2 separate regions of the Homo sapiens genome follow, and region 1 is linked to region 2. The links are chromatin loops, found by intact Hi-C in ENCODE. Cell type or tissue: gastrocnemius medialis. All regions are shown on one strand.

What was found. A loop is a pair of places that touch in the nucleus more often than their neighbours do. Peaks named below come from ENCODE experiments on the same cell type or tissue, not always from the same donor. Only the 100,000 strongest peaks of a DNase experiment are listed, where the experiment ranks them.
Region 1: a loop joins it to region 2, with 2.2 times the contacts of the local background. A loop is called at or near these places in 1 of 110 quality-filtered maps.

Annotation. Positions count from the first base shown.
Region 1 is chr4:75,014,585-75,017,084 of GRCh38, forward strand. All of the region lies in intron 2 of PARM1 (prostate androgen-regulated mucin-like protein 1), which reads left to right. Among named protein-coding and RNA genes, the nearest start is that of PARM1-AS1, 45 kb to the left of the region's middle. In gastrocnemius medialis, no CTCF peak of the experiment used is centred here; a DNase peak (open chromatin) is centred at 1,197; H3K27ac peaks cover 1,485 bases.
Region 2 is chr4:75,117,163-75,119,662 of GRCh38, forward strand. No RefSeq gene overlaps it. Among named protein-coding and RNA genes, the nearest start is that of LINC02562, 34 kb to the left of the region's middle. RefSeq lists a silencer at 857-1,151. In gastrocnemius medialis, a CTCF peak has its summit at 1,046 (motif pointing left); a DNase peak (open chromatin) is centred at 1,045.

The DNA.
Region 1 (2,500 bases), 100 kb before region 2:
AGTGAAGGGAATGACTACTCTGCCCTCCCTCTCCCTGCTCCTCTGATATGCAGCAAGAAGCCAAGAACAAGGGGACCCACTGGTGTGGTCCATGCAGGTTGGCCTCCTAGAGGGCTGGTCAGAGAACCACACAGAGAAGGGTGGAGAGTGGATCTGCAGAGGTGAAGGGAGGAAATCTATTGACTCCTCTGTGCAGCCCATCACCCCATTAGCACCTTTTTTATACCTCCAGGCCAGCACTTAAAACATTGAGCTTGAATGTGTATCTTCAGTCTGTCTCTATCCAAACCCCTGCACCCCAGGTTCCCAGCATGAAGGTAACATCTCTGACATTGGTTCCTGGAGCAGAGTTGGTGTTGACTTTGATGCGATATCTTAAGAACCATCTTAAACAAAGGGATCATCAAAATACAGTGACCACATTTTTTTTCTTTCCTATTTCAGGCCCTCACCACCACTTGTCTGTACAACTTTTTCAGTTTTTAACCAGCCACTCTCTCTTCACTTTCTGTCCCCTTCAGGATACTTTAGACCTAGCAGATTGATATTCCTGACCACAAAATCTAAGCTTAGCATACATGAATCTCTAAACTGACACATCTACTCCTTCCTACAAGTACCTTAGTTTTATGGGCTGGGTTATTCAAGACAGTTCTGTTCTAATATCTTGGCTTGATTTTAGGCTCTATGTCTTGATTTCCTCAACTCTAGGCCAGCAGGGTCAAGAGGCCCCAAATTGGTGGCAGTTGGCTCATAAACCTTGAAGTTCATGGGAATATTGCATATAGCAGAAACTCAGAATAAATGACAGAATGCTTAAATGACTGGGGAAGAGAGGTGTGGCCGGTTAGAGGGACATCACTGACCAGTACACATTTCATAGACCAAAGAGTATGTATCCTTATGACCTACTAAATCAAAAAATATTTAGATTGCATTTACCAAGACCCTCTTCTTCATGAAAACAAGTATGAGACCTATCCTTTGAGATTTTATAGTTTAAGTAGAGAGAAAGGACACAGGACAAGTAACTCTTAATATCAGTACTTAGTTTCTAATATGAGAATGAACCTGGTAGGCAGAAGGATCTTTGGGATGATGTGATAGAACCTGTTCACTTCAAAGGTGAAGAAACTGTGTCCCAGAAGTTTGAAGTGCCTCACCCAAGATCACATGGCCCAGTGGCAGCATTGGGCCCTGTGCCCAGGGCCCAGAGCTCTAAGCCAAGTCAAGTCCTCTCTCACCACTCTGAATTGCTGCACTCCTCCTTTATTAGCTAGCAGACCAAGCAACATTCTGTTGGTTTGCGCTTCAGGTTACTATTTTGGGATGCTCTTATTTAGAGATTCTTTATGCTGCCTTTAGTAGTGGCAGTAATAACACCACATTTTGCATAGCATTTTGTCTCATTCTGTGTGGGTTCACGTAGTATGTTTCTATTAATCCAAGGATTCACTCACTCAACAAATATCTAAACACAGTCACCAATGAATAATTCTGAAACAAGGTGAATATTATGGGAGTTAAATTTGACTATAGACCTTAAGAAAGGGCTCCATGATGGAGAGAGCAGGGAGCTGAGTTGCAGAAAATAAAGGAAATTTGAGCCTAAAGAGAGATGAAGGGGATTTGGGCAAAGGGAGTTTCAGGTGCTCATTTACAAAGGCAAGGAACCAAGAGCACGATCATTAAGGGTGGACACACTTGCATTCAGAATCCACGCAGAAGTTGTAAGCACTTAAACTGCTCTTGTTGAATAATCCAGTGCCCTCTACATTGCCAGATCTAAGGGTAAATTCTTAGATCTTTTTTTTGTTTGTTTATCATTTCAACTTTTATTTTAGATCAGTGGGTACATGCACAGGTTTGTTACGTGGGTATATTGCGTGATGCTGAGGTTTGGGGTACAACTGATCCCATCACCCAGGTAGTGATCACAGTACCCAATAGGTAGTTTTTCAGCCCTTCCCCCATTCTGCCTCCCTGCTCTTGTATTCTCTGGTGCTTAGACCTGGTTTGACCTGACCTGCCAGCAGTGTCTGACTCAGATGATCACTGCCCTCATCGTTAAAGCACTGGCTCTGCTCGACGTTCAGAGTGTGCATTTTCACTACCTTCTCTCTCTGCTGTCTCACTTCACTTCCTCATTTTCCTTCATTATCCAGGTCGAGCACCTCAGGCCTCCTTTCTCCCTGATCTCTCCACCGTCACTCCTGCGTGGATGACTCTTGACTTTCATTGTCATCTATGTGCTGATAACACTGAGATGTAAAATTCTCCCCATTTTGCTTCACTGAACTATAGACATGTATAGCCAGCTGTCAGCCAATTCATCATCTCCACTGGGTGGCTCATAGGCATCTCACACTTAATATGTCTAAGGCAAATTATTGATTTCCTCAATTCTCAGCCTGTGCCCCTTGATCATTTCCTGTCTTCTTTCAATTCTTCAGGCCAAAACCCTCAAAGTAATCCTAGACTCCTTTCTTTCTCACATACT
Region 2 (2,500 bases):
AAGGACTCAGTCCTGGCAGGATTCATCCCCTGCTAACTGAAGAGCTCTTGGGCCCTGAATAATCAGCAGTGATACACAGGTAGTATACAACGGCCCTTGGATAAGACTCTTGACACTTGTTGGCTTCAGGTGAGACTCAGCACATTCCCAGCTTTGGTGGCTACAGGAAGAGACTCCTTCTACTTGAGAAAAGTAGAGGGAAAACTAAAGGAGACTTTATTTTAAACTTTAGGTACCAGCACCGTCACAGACATAGCATTAGAGCACCAAGTGGGCTCTTAGGGTCCCTGATTCTAAACCTTGACTCTTGGATGGCATTTCTGAACCTGCCCTGGGACAGAGGAAAGCCCACTACCCTGAAGGGTGAGTCCCAGGCTAGGAAGCATTCACCACAAACTGACTGAAGAGCCCCTGGGCCGTAAGGGAACATCAGTGGTAATCTAGCAGTACTACTCATGGGCCTGTGGTGGCAGTGGCCATGAGATGAGGCTCCTCTGCCTTTGAAAAGGGGAGGAAAGGACTGCATCTTGTGGTTTAAGTGCCAGCTCAGCCACACTACATTAGAACACCAGGTGGACTTCTAAGGTCTTTGATTCTAGTCCCTGGCTCCTGGACAGCACCTCTTGACCCATCTGGGGCCTGGGGACACTTGCCACCCTGGAAAGAATGACACAGGCCTGGCTGGCTTTGCCATCTGCTGATTGTAGAGCCCCAGGGCCATGAGCGAACCTAGACTATAACCAGGGAGTGGTTACAGTATTGGATGTAACCACTCACAGGCCTTGGCTGAGACCCAGTACTGTGCTGGCTTCAGCTCTGATCCAGCACAGTCGTAGTGGTGGTAGCCACAGGGGTACTTATATCACTCCACAGCTCCAGGCAGCTCAGTAGAGAGAGAGAGAAACTCCATTCGTTTGGGAGAAAGTAAGGGGAGAGAACAAGCGTTTCGGTCTGGTAATCCAGAGAATTCTTGTGGATCTTGTCCAAGACCACCAAAGTAGTATCTATGAGTCTGCAAGAACCATAGCACTACTGAGCTTGGGGTGCCCCCTAATGCCGATGAAGCTTAAATCACAACACTCAAGTGCTTTCAAATACTTAGAAAGCCTTCCCAAGAAGGACAAGTACAAACAAGTCCAGATTGGCCAGGGTGTGGTGGCTCACGCCTGTAATCCCAGCACTTTGGGAGGTCCAGGCGGGCAGATCACAAGGTCAGGAGATCGAGACCATCTTGGCTAACACACTGAAACCCTGTCTCTACTAAAAATACAAAAAATTAGCCTGGCGTGGTGGAGGGTACCTGTAGTCTCAGCTACTACTTGCGAGGCTGAGGCAGCAGAATGGCGTGAACCTGGGAGGCGGAGCTTGCAGTGAGCCAGGATCACGCCACTGCACTCCAGCCTGGGTGACAGAGCAAGACTCCGTCTCAAAAAAAGAAAAAACAAGTCCAGATTGCACTGACTGCAATGAATACATAACTCTTCAATGCCAAGACACAGATGCACATCCACAAGTATCAAGACCATCCAGGAAAACATGACCTCACCAAATGAACTAAATAAGGCACCAGGGACAAATCCTGGAGAAACAGAGATAAGTGACCTTTGAGACAGAGAATTCAAAATAGCGATGCCGAGGAAACTCAAAGAAATTCAAAATAACACAGAGAAGGAATTCAGAATTCATATTGGAAAAATTTAACGAAGAGATTGAAATAATTTAAAGGAATAAAGCAGAAATTCTGGAGCTGAAAAATGCATTGACACACTGAAGAATACATCAGAGTCCTTTAATGGCAGAATGGATGAAGCAGAGGAAAGAATTAGTGAGCTCAAAGACAGGCTATTGAAAAATACACAGTCAGAGAAGACAAAACCTTTCCAACAGGAAATGCTACAGGGAGTACTTCAATCAGAAAAAAAAAAAAGGATATTCATGAGCTATAACAAATCATCTGAAAGTACAAAACTCACGTTGTAATAGTAAGTACACAGAAAAACACAGAATATTATAATACTGTAACTGGTGTGTAAAATACTTTTATCTCTAATAAAAAGGCTACATGATGAACTTCAATAAAAAATAACAACTATGGTATGGAAAGTACCATGAAATACAAATAGAAATAACAATAAGTTAAAAAGTGAGGGGACAAAGTTAAAATGTACAGTTTTTATTAGTTTTGTTTTTGCTTGTTTGTTTATGGAAAGAGTGCTAATTTGTTATCAGCTTAAAATAATGAGTTATAAGACAGTATTTGCAAGCCTCAGGGCAACCTCAAGTCAAAAAACATGTAAGAGATTCAAACAATCAAAAGCCAAAAACTAAATCATACCACCAGAGAAAATAACCTTCACTAAAAGGAAGAAAGGAAGGAAGGAAAAAAGAGAAGACCACAAAATGATCAGAAAAAAAATAACAAAATGTCAGGATTTAAATGGACTAAACTCTCCAATCCAAAGACATAAAGTGGCAGAATGGGTTTTAAAAAAAATAAAAT